Linked DNA regions of Homo sapiens: regions 2 and 3 are each linked to region 1. Evidence: read pairs that join two places in POLR2A ChIA-PET (ENCODE). Cell type or tissue: GM12878. All regions are shown on one strand.

Region 1 (4,000 bases):
CAAATTTTGTCTTTGTCATGTCAGAGAGGCTAACATCAAGTGATGGCTGAAGCAGCAAACAGCTAGTTAAATTTAAAAGAAAAATGATCTTTGGGATTAATCCTATCTTGTGAAAAGTTTTCTAGAGCTTCCATCCAGCTGTGGCTAAAGCTAGAGGACAAGAAGGTGAGGAAAGTGTGGCAGAGTGAATGCCATTGATTAAAGAAAGGCCAGGACCTTGCTGTATAACAATTGTTTCTATTATTTCTATTTTGAGAGAAAGACCCTTGATGTTACCCGTCAGCAGGAGATGGATGGTAGTCTTTGTGTGGATTGACAAACATTGGTAGTTTAACAATGTGAAGGGCTTCCTTTGCAGGAAATGAAAAAGTTGTGATTTTCCATAAGTCATTTAGAGAGTCACTATTGAGCCAGCCAGGCTGGGCCCGCTAGTCTATACAATGGTTTTGTGACAATTAGCCTTGTGCTGTTGCAGCATTTCAGACTCATGGAGCGTTTTGCTTAGAAGACCTCTCTTCCTTCTGGCTGACACAGCCCCATCCCAGGGTGCAGGGCCTGATAAGTGGAGTACAGGCTGGATTTCAGCCCTAACCACCCGCTCCCCCCAGGACATGGTACAGTACACAAATGGCACATTGAAGGTGGTAGCCATGAAGACAGGTTTTTGAATTTTACTTTCTGTTCTTCAGCTCAGGAAATATGTTGTTTATTTTTGTTTTTCAGTCATAGTCTACTTCAATAGCTGGAACTGGGGAAGAGATGGTTCAGTATTTTTTGTCATTGAATCCAATGGTTGATTGTTAATTATTACTTAAGATAATCCACAAACATCCTGCTGACAGTCCAAGACTGTTTTCTATCAGAGGTTTTATGAAGCCACTTAATTTAGGGTTAAGGTCCTGCTGAACCTTACAGGAGTCTAAAAGCAAGGAGAAAGGCATCAGAATATCACACCCTTTTAGCTATAAATCATATTTCTGTAATGCTGTTGCTACTTTTTTTCTATGTGCTCTTGCAATTTAAGATGATGCATTTTATTTCCAATGGTTTGCAATCTGTAACTGAAAGACAGAATGCTCGGAAAAGCCTCTGGCTAAAAACCAGTCTATTGACATAGAATCATGTCAGGAGTGGCCCCAGGAGATTTGTGGGTTTTGGCCTGTCTTGTTTCTCATCCAATATTTCTTTTCAGTATTATCACAGTTAAATTCCTCATTGGATATGCAATAGATTAAAATCACATTAAAGTTTGGACTTAAATCAAGCATAGCAAAAAATGATTCTTTGACATTAGCTCCCAAGATTCTTCTATTATGGTTTCAGTGGTCCTGAACTTTGGAAGATGCTGATCAGGTAATAACTGTTCTGTGCCCTACAAGGAGGATGCCACCTGTAAAAAGGCACTGAGAAGTTTTATTGTCTCAAATATATTTATTCTGATTCTTAAGAAAACTTGAAATAACTTGTGTTGTTTTGTTCTTATTTATTTTTGTTTAGAAATCTTTAATTTTCCTTTCCCTGCCCTGAGTCTTTCCCATTCTGAAATGAGTACAAACTGCTTTTTAGCTCACACATAGGCTCTAGAAACAGTTATTTCGATTATTAAATTTTTATCTGACAGTAAGTAACATGCACTTAATACATTATAGTTTATAAAGTACTTTTTCGAATGCATTACACATTTAATATCATGATGTTTTGAGATGGACATTAAAATTTTCTCCTTTTCTGCAACCTGGGAAACTAAAGCTCAGAGATCCGCATACTGTGCTACCCAAAGAATATAGGAAGAGAACCCGACTTTTTACCTTTTATTGATTAAAAAATGAGACGTGTCCTCACAATTTCCATGTGATTAACCAGTCCTAAAATTATAAGACATCCTTTCCTCACTTAATTACATGTAGTGTTGTTGCGGGACTTTTCCTTAGTTCAGCTGAAGATGGGGTTCTTGTCACAGGGCATTGAAAATTTAGGCTCGCAGACAATTTAAAGGGTGACTAAGGCAGGGTTTTATTGGGTGAAAAGGAAGACAAGGGGAAAGGGAGACTATCAGCAAGGCGAAAGAGTGTGCTTCTTGCCCCTGGGCTTCCTGCCTTGCAGATTGAATCCCAGGTTTCACCCAGAAAGAGGAGGGGCCAGGCTCCTCCCTGCAGACTTCTGTGGCTCCACCCCAGTGTGCAGGCCTGTAGGGGTTTTGCCGAGTAGCCTTTCCCACGTGACTGTCTCAGTGTAGTACATGTGATGTGGCCTAAATTGGGAAATACCTAAATTAGTAGCTACCTGTGAATTTGTCCTAACTTAGAGAATCTTTTGAAATGACTTAAAATTCTTTGGGTTTTCAGCTCAGACCACACACACACACACACACACACACACACACACACACACACGAATTAACAACCCTCAAGCAAAATTAATGGTAGTGCATCTGCAGCTTTTCAAAGTAATTGGAGAACCTTGAACCCCAGCTAATTTGACATTTTCACCTTTTCTAACTTTTTTTCAGAGTGTGTTGACATTCAGGTCAATTTTGAGCTGCTTTTAAGAGTACCCAGTGCCTAGTATAGTATAGGCATTTAATGCCTTTCAAATAAATGACTGAATTGTTCACTATATGGGCAAATGACAATTTGTAAATAATATCCCTAAATGCAGAGTACCTAAATGCAATACAAATAGTAGTCACATTATGTTTATTGTTTTAAACTAGAAGGTTTTGGCGTAGTCTGAAATGATATTATAGAAGGAGCAAGAACTTTGGAATCTGAAAAGATCTAGAATTGAATCTTTACCTTAACATTTACTGCTGGTTACTACACCTTCCTTAGGCATTCCACACAACTTCTCTGATCTTCAGTGTCTTCACCTGTAAATTTGGGATTATATTATCTACCTTACAACATCTCTGGGAGGACCATCTAAATTAATATATGCAAGGTACCCTGCACAATGCTTAATTCATAAAATGTGCTCAAAGTTCATGCATTTTTAGAATTTGTGTATACAACTTTGTAGCCAATTAACAGAGCCCCCAAGTAACAGATTGTGTGTTTTCTGATTAACCTTTGTATATAAAAATCCAGCTGTATAATCTGTAGTATAAAAGACCCATGGTGATAGTAGCAGTTCAACATGCCTGTTCTAAACTCTATACAAAGAGTAAAGGGCCAAAAATAGTTAAGATAATTTTGAAGAAGACCAAGGTACAGGTTTTTACATTAATAGATCTCAAGACTTATTATGAAGCCATAGTAATCAAGGAAGGGCAGTGATGGCAAAGGCATAGACATATATGCTGATGGGACAGAAAGGACAGTTAGGAAACAGACCCACACACAGATGGAAACTTGTTATATATAAGAAGTAATATAGAAGAAGAGTTTGATGATTCAGTAATGGATTCTGGTACAACTAGTTATCCATATGGGAAAAAGTAAAATTATATCCCTATATCATGCCTTGTACAAAAATTAATCACAGGTAGGTTGAAGACCTAAATGTGAAAAGTATAATTTTTAAACATCTGAAAGGAAATCTTGTATCACCTTTGAATACCTAAGAATTTCTTAAACAATGTACAAAAACATAAACATTAAAGAAAAAGATGGATAAACTTGACTGTGTTAAAATTAGAAATTTCTGATGTTAAACAATACCTAAAGAAGTGAAAAGTGAGAAAGAGATTTAAACATATAAAAAATTTTATACACACTGTGTATAAAGAACCCCTATAAATCAATGAGGAAAAGACAACCCAATAGAAAAATGGGTAAAGGATATAAACAGGCAGTGGACAGAAAAGAAAACCTGAATGGCCAATAACCATAAACATAGTGATCAGGGAAACACAAAATTAAAACCACCAGAAAGTAGGATTTTACATTCCCCAGAGATCAAGTATTGGTGAGGATGTAGAGCAAATAAATTTTATGCACTGCTCATGGGAGAATTTCACTGACATCACCACTTTGGAAAACAATTTAACAAAATCTAGTAC
Region 2 (4,000 bases), 210 kb before region 1:
CTATGAGGACATGATTGCAGCAGCAGACACAGATGTAACAGATTACACAGGGCCGGTGTTCAACAAGGACATCATGTGGCAGTGGCGGAAATGAATGAGGTGGGAAGGAAGCCTGCTGTGAAGCCTACATTCACCAGTTCTCTCTTTGCCTGGAGTTTGGAAGCAGACACCTCTGGGTTCTTGCACCATTTGGAAGTGGGAAAGAAAGAGGTGTTAGGCATCCTGGAAATTTGGCCAGGGGAATATTTTGAATAATTTGAACCTCAAACTGAAGAGGCAGGTCCCATCCATTGCAACATATGAGTGGCAAATATTAGTTTTGTATCCCATTTGGATTTTCAGATTTTTTTACATGTTAGCACTATTGTATGTCATACAGAGTTTTAAAATATTTACTGATCAATTACTTCCTCTGTGGCTCCTATGTTTTGTAACAAGAGAGATCTTCTGCACTCCAAGGTATTATCTATATAAGATATAGATATATATATTGCAAGAGAAAAATTGCAAAGGACTTTGAAATGGGCAAAACAGATTATTAGGTGACCTTTCAGTGGAATACCACGTGGTCCTTCAAGGTTATCGGTAAGGATACCTAAGATATAATGGATAACTATTAGTTACTGAGGTAAATTAACTACAACTTTTGGTCTTATTATCAAATAGGTTTCTGCTTCCTGAAACTAACCTTAGTCTCTGCTATTAACTACAAGCCAAAATTTGGTTCTTCAGCAAAGAAAGAGCCTCAGAGTCTCATGGAAGAAGATTGCACCAAGTACTTTAAACTATCGAAGTCTATTCAAAGAATAGACTCTTGGGTACAAACCCTGAGCTGATGGTATTTAGACAATTTTCAGTCTGTACCTGTGTAATGAGTATGAATTTACAGGAGTCTTTTCAATGCAGAAGCACATAGCTTTCTGAATGCAGAAATGCCAATCCAAAATTCAGCAAAACACAATTACAAAGGACAGAATGAGCTGATGAGGAAAATTTTCACTGTGGTTGTATTGATGTTGTTTTAAGGCTGTATTTGCTGGATATATAAGGAAGACATTTCTCTTTCTTCTTAGGCTATCTTCAGTCTACAACAATTCAGTAGACTCTGCTTTTGTAAAATAAAACTAAACATTTTCTTCCTGCTTTTCACTGAACTCTCCCCCACCCCGAGTTTAAACACTGTGACTGAGTTACCTTTTTGACAGCAATGTAGTTATTTGCATAGGTTCAACAAGAGTCTTTTTCTTTCCCGGTGCATAACTGGACAAAATTGAATGTCACCATGGCCTTACTTGGAAGATCATATGTGAGGATGATGGTCATTTAACAGGTATGTCAAACAACTCCAAGGAACAAAGGTTAATTTTATTTCTGTAGCCAATGCCTACAAAACCCTGGCTTAGTACCAACCTTCTAGGGTTGTAACCTAGAGCCTAGTACCTAAACTGGTCTATAGGATCCTATTATGATGGGTGGTGACAAAGAGCACTTCCTGGCAGGCCATGAACCTTAGTAAATTTAAGCGACCTCAAGTAGAAAGGAATTCATCCAAATCTATAGATGGTATAGGTGAATACGGTGGAGTCTCTCGGGCTTGCTTTCCTAGCCCTGAGCTAGCAAATGATGGAGACTTTTTCCCCCTCAACCCATAGAGACTTTTAAAAGTGCAGTTCTGTGGCTCCAGTAGCTGTTCAATAGTACATAGCTCTAGAATTGCAAACCAAATTCAAGGAAGCTTATGTGGTTAATTAACACCCTTGCCGCACCCATGCAAATAATCAGGCCAAGGCTAATGGGACCATTCTTTTTATGACCAAGAATAATCTTTGAGATTTTTATAGTCACAAAGGGGAAGTTGTTACGGAAACTGGAAAGACTTTAAAAGAAGCAAAAAAGATTACTGGGTGGGTGTACTTTCAACGAAATATTATATGCTGCTTCTGGGTTATCTGATTCTATAAGAGTTTTGCCTCGCACCCCCTTTTTTTGTTTTTTGAGCTACTTTATAACCCTCTAAATTGTAGAAAACTGAGAGATGGAAATGATTATTGTCCAGACATACAAAATAATTCTGTCTGATTAAGATGCAATTAATTAGATGACGAGTTAGTGGGTGCAGCGCACCAGCATGTCACATGTATACATATGTAACTAACCTGCACATTGTGCACATGTACCCTAAAACTTAAAGTACATTAAAAAAAAAGATGCAATTAATTTCCCCCTGTGGACAGGCCAGTTTTGCATCTATTAGCAAATTCATTTTAGAATTCCTGATTGCTGATATATGTATCTGTTCTTTGAGTTCTCCTTTGGACCAATTTTTAAACATATTACTTGTTCCTTAATTAATAAGCTAACTAAATTTTTTGACACATACTTTATTTAAGTCATGGTTTCATGCTTATAAAAATAGATATATTTACACATGTGTTATTTAAAGTCTTTAATATATCTAAGTTCTCTTTAGACATAAGGGGTAATATAGAAATCTGGTTTCATTTTCTTCAAAAACTATGTATTTTTTCCTATCATTTATTAAGTAACCTTTATTTTTCCCCATTGATTTGAAAGGCCACCTTTCTGGTATTTTTTGGATCATTTATGCATTCACTATTATGATCTATTTATTTATTTGTACCCAGTTCAATTCTAAGTGCTATGGCTTTATATAATTTGGGTAATTTGTCAGGTTATTTTGGTGGTGTACTGACTCTCCCAATGAGCAGATTATTCTACCAACTTGGATTAGCCTAACATGTAAACTAATAAAAGATTTTTAAAAATTGATATTCAAAAATTGGCCTAGTTATTTGGGCCTCATCCACCCTTTCCAAACTAGGTAGAACACAATTATAAATCTAGAAAGTAAGAAAACAGGACATCTGAGTTGCAAAGTTATCATTAAGCCCCGTGATGGTTAATATTAGGTGTCAACTTGATTGGACTGAAGGATGCCTAGATAGCTGGTAAAGTATTGTTTCTGGGTGCATCTGCAAGGGGGTTGCCAGAGGAGATTGACATTTGAGTCAGTGGACTGGGAGAGGAAGACCCATCCTCAATGGGGGTGGGCACCATCCAATAAGCTGCCAGCATGGCTAGAACAAAGCAGGTGGAAGAAGACGGGCTAAGCTGGCTTGCTGAGTCTTCTGGTGTTCATCTTTCTCCCATGCTGGGTGCTTCCTTCTATTCCTCCTGCCTTTGGACATCAGACTCTAGGTTCTTTGGCTTTTGGACTCTGGGACTTACACCAGGGGTTTGTTGGGGGCTCTCTGGCCTTTGGCCACAGACTGAAGGCTGCACTGTCAGCTTACCTACTTTTGAGGCTTTTGGACTCGGACTGAGCCACTACTGGCTTCTTTCTTCCCCAGTTTGCAGACGGCCTATTGTGAGACTTCGCCTTGTGATCATGTGAGCCAACTCTCCCTAATAAACTCTCTTTCATATATACATATATCCTATTAATTCTGTCCCTCTGGAGAGCCCTAATACAAGCCCATAGTTAATTCCATGGGAAAGGCAGAGAATAGCTCTTCCCTGACAATTCTGTGTAAAAAAGGACGGAATGGAACAGTATTAGCAAATACTCATGGAGGGAGAGTAGAAGGAAGAAGCCAGAACTATCAAAGGCACTGCAGGACTGGCCCTTTCAATTTGGAACAAAATCTGCTCAGATTCTCAATAGTCTTTTAACTTTTACCACTGCTTGAGTTTAAAAGTGCTAATTACTCACTCACACCCTTTGCCCTTGGGGTTTTGATCAATTAAGAAGTAGGCATAGGAAGCATGTAAGGATAAAAATATCAGCTTTATTCCTAACGAAGTTATATTGGAGAACATGACTTGGACTCCCGTACCCCAGGTTTCTACTTTGAGTTTTGCGTGTGTGCCACCGAGGCCCTACAGAATGCACTGCTGTCACCTGGGTAGGCCAGAAGAGTTCATCAAGGGGGTCTTCATTCCCAGCCACACCGTAAAAGACCCAGGCTATTCCTGTGCT
Region 3 (4,000 bases), 280 kb after region 1:
AGAGAGAGGAGGCGGGTGCCAGGCTCTTTTAAACAACCAGGTCTCATGTGAACTAATTGAATGAGAACTAACTCATTACCATGAGGACAGGCCAAAGACATTCATGAGGGACTTGCTCCCATGATCCAAACACCTCCCACTTGGCCCATCACCAACATTGGAGGTAACATTTCAACTTGAGAGTTGGAAGGGACACACATCCTTCCATATCAGGTCCTAATTTTTCACCCCTCTCATGTGACTTTACAGTTCCTCCCATTTAAAAGGGAAGAGTATTATTTCTCCAACCCTTGACTGGATTCAGTCTTATAACTATTTTTGGCCAATAGAGTGAGGCAGAAATGACAGTGTACCAGTTCTGAAACTGTGCCGGCAGAGCCTTTGAATGTTTTTTTTGTCTCTCACACCTCTGCCATCATCATGAGAAGAATATGGCTTTGCTAGCTCCAAATCTGGGCTCGACATTCTTCTGCTCCAAAGAAGATGAGAGAGCCATGTGGAGCAGAGCCTCTCCAGATGAGGCCAGCCTAGGTCAATGAAACTCCAGCCAACACACTGACACTCAACAAATGCTTTCTGGTGCATGCTGCTGAGATTTTATAATTGCCTGTTATACAACATTGTAGCATTAGTTGGCTGATGCAAATATATTATTAGCTAATTATATTGATTGAATTTCTGGTATTAAACTATTTTACATTTCTGAAACAGAATTGTTTATTATTATTTCAACACAGGACTGAATTCAGTCTGCTTAATTGTTCATTTAGAACTTTCTGTTTGCATTCAATGGTCATCTTAGTCTATTTTATCTTTCTCAGGTTGGAGCATTAAAGTTATGTTATCATCATAAAACGTACTGGGATATTCCCCTAACTTCAACCTCAACATACAGCAGTATACAAATGCTGATTCCTAGAAAAGTTCTCATGATTCCCTGGTATAATGAAAAAAAAAAATAAGGAAGATGCAATGGGTTTTATAACGTCATTTGATTTAAAGAATAGTCCTTAATTCTGATCTTATGCACTTCCCATATTCTCAATGTTAGATTATTTATTCTTTTGCAAAATGATTCTGCTGATAAATGGTAATAAAAAAGAATGTTTCTACTACAAAAATTAAAACCTGGCAATCCCATGTTGGTCTCTCCAACTTTTCCCCTTAGCTCTCATAGTTTTTGAAATCCAAAGTTTGAAACCGTTTGTCTAGAACAATTTAAAGAGCATGTAATTAAATATAAAATAATTTGTGCCTTGAGAATTGGAGCTATTCTGAAGCAGTATGAAAGAGTGGTAGAGAATAGGAACTTTGAACCGTGTGGCCTCTAGCAGTCACTTAACCATTCCAAGAATCATTTTACTCCCTTGTAGAACAGGGCTAATAAGTAGGTACCTTTTAGGTCTATTATAAGGTCATATGTTATAAGATACTTAGCATAATATTGTACATATAGTAAGTACCTGATATGGCTTGGCTCTGTCTCCACCCAAATCTCAACTTGAATTGTATCTCCCAGAATTTCCATGTGTTGTGGGAGGGACCTGGGGGAGGTAATTGAATCACGGGGACCGGTCTTTCCCGTGTTATTCTCGAGACAGTGAATAAGTCTCACGAGATCTGATGGGTTTATCAGGGGTTTCCACTTTTGCTTCTTCCTCATTTTCTCTTGCTGCTGCCATGTAAGAAGTGCCTTTCACCTCCCAATATGATTCTGAGGCCTCCCAGGCCATGTGGAACTGCAGGTCCAATTAAACCTCTTTTTCTTCCCAGTCTCGGGTGTGTCTTTATCAGCAGCATGAAAACAGACTAATACAGTACTCAATAAATATTAGCTATTTTCATTACTAGTATTTTGATATTTTTCTCTGAATATATTTTGTTCTTAAAATGTTTTCTGTTCTTGATTTAATTTTTAAAACTTTTTGAATTGAAGTATAACATATATATTTAAAAATGCAGAAATCAAAGTGTATTACTTAATATTTAAAACAAATCAAACATATCCATGTAACGACCTAGGTCAAGAAATAGAATATTACCAGCATCTCAAGAATCTCCCATACAGACACATACAAGCACCCTACCAATGAAAAGTATCCATTATATATAATTCTCCTCAAAGGTATCCTTATTTCTAACACCATAGATTATTTTTCTGTTTTTGAAATTTTTATAAATAGAAGTATACAATATATAATATGTAATTTTTTTTGGTCTGGAATCCATTGCCTGAAATCGTATTTTTAAGAGTCAAGTGTGTTGGTGTGACATGTTTGGCTCTGTGTACCCACCCAAATCTCATCTCAAACTGTAATCCCCATGTGTCGAGGGAGGGACCTTTAATCTCCACATGTCGAGGCAGGGAGGTGATTGGATCAATGGGGGTGGTTTTCCCCATTCTGTTCTCGTGATAGTGAATAAGTTCTCATGAGATCTGACGGTTTTATAAGTGTTTGGAAGTTTCTCCCTCACTCTTTTTTCTCTCCTGATGCCTTGTGAAGAAGGTGCCTGCTTCCTCTTCACCTCCCACCATGATTGTAAGTTTCCTGAGTCCTCCCCAGCCATGTGGAGCTGTGAGTCAATTAAACCTCTTTCCTTTATAATTTTCCCAGTCTTGGGTGTTTCTTTAAAGCACAGTGAAAATGAACTAATACAGTGCATGCAGCTACAGATTTTTCATATTAATGTATAGTATCCAATTGTGTGATTAGAACACAATTTATTTATTCATGCTAATATTGATGGATTGTTTCCAATTTCATGATATATCATCAAAATATAATCACATTATTGGTCTTTTTAAGAACCAACTTTTGGATTTGTTAATATACTACTGGCTTTATGCTAGCTAATTAAGATCTGCTTTTATCTTTATTAACTCATTTGTCCTTCTTCCTGGCAGTTTTCTTTCCTAAGTTTAAGTTGAACACTTAGTTTATTTAGCTTAATTTGGTGAAGATGCGTTTGCTTGTCCCAGATTTTTCATGAGATGAGATTTTTCATGAGATGAAGTCTCTTTTTCATGAGATGAAGTCTAAATGCGTTAGGAGGCAAAACTTGGGTGTATTTTTCTGAACACAATTAAATCGCTTTTAAATGTTAGTTTATGATGTTGTGAGTTTTTGTTTTTTTCTTTGCACTTATTTTAGTGGGAAGTTGCACTAGGCTCCATAATTGCTGTCAACCAAATCCTGTATGAAGCTGGAAGTCTGTACTATGGAAAATCTGCTAATTGTATCCATGCTCCCATCCATCCATCCATCCATCTACCCATATATCCATAATTTTATGTGAAATACACCACGAGGTGCTAGAAACATTTAGGTGAACAGATAGAAAGGTTTTCTTAAGGAAGGACAAGAGGGAGCTGCAATTAAACAGGGACTGACAGGATCAATTTGCATTTTAGAAAGGCAATTCTGATGGCAATATGGAGAACAAACTGTAATTCAGCAAATTGGAATGTAGGAGCAGCTCTTCAGAAGAATGGATGACCTTCAGGTGCTCACTGTTCATGAGGAGCTGGTGAGGTGTGGCAGTGGTGCCAGGAGGGAACATTTTTTATTATATAAAGTCTTCATGATGCAACAGATCTATTTTTTTTGGCACACGAATAAGAAACTATGCCCTTAAAGAAGATAAAGTCTCCAATTGTTTCTTTTTAAAAGTTTCTTATCCTAATGTCTAATAGGAATCATTAGAAATTAATATTTTTCTAACTAGAGGCAAGTGATAATGTCTCAAAATTTCCACAGCTGTTTCAAACGAAATCTTAGCATTAATCTATTTCTTTTTCTGTGACATTTTAAATACTAATGTAGCATTCATAACACCTTTCCAGAATCCAAATTATATTTTATAGGAAGTAAAAATGTCTTTGAGCCAGGCTATTCATCCAAAGCATTAAGAGTTTCAGCTAGATAATTAGAGACTGGTTAAAAAAAAATGTGAATATGAAGTAGCAGAGCTAATTCTAATGAACCACCTAGGACGATTA

Evidence for each region. Peaks named below come from ENCODE experiments on the same cell type or tissue, not always from the same donor. Only the 100,000 strongest peaks of a DNase experiment are listed, where the experiment ranks them.
Region 2: POLR2A ChIA-PET joins it to region 1 with 5 read pairs; 1 of 35 experiments calls an interaction of 5 or more read pairs at or near these places.
Region 3: POLR2A ChIA-PET joins it to region 1 with 5 read pairs; 12 of 35 experiments call an interaction of 5 or more read pairs at or near these places.

The regions. Positions count from the first base shown.
Region 1 is chr12:46,390,667-46,394,666 of GRCh38, forward strand. The region is part of intron 2 of SLC38A4-AS1 (SLC38A4 antisense RNA 1); the gene reads left to right. Among named protein-coding and RNA genes, the nearest start is that of SLC38A4-AS1, 9.0 kb to the left of the region's middle. In GM12878, no CTCF peak of the experiment used is centred here; a DNase peak (open chromatin) is centred at 2,216; H3K4me3 peaks cover 1,215 bases; H3K27ac peaks cover 1,444 bases.
Region 2 is chr12:46,178,545-46,182,544 of GRCh38, forward strand. No RefSeq gene overlaps it. Among named protein-coding and RNA genes, the nearest start is that of SLC38A1, 88 kb to the right of the region's middle. In GM12878, no CTCF peak of the experiment used is centred here; a DNase peak (open chromatin) is centred at 1,757; H3K4me3 peaks cover 295 bases; H3K27ac peaks cover 1,238 bases.
Region 3 is chr12:46,670,798-46,674,797 of GRCh38, forward strand. No RefSeq gene overlaps it. Among named protein-coding and RNA genes, the nearest start is that of SLC38A4, 150 kb to the right of the region's middle. RefSeq lists an enhancer at 1-38. In GM12878, no CTCF peak of the experiment used is centred here; no DNase peak of the experiment used is centred here.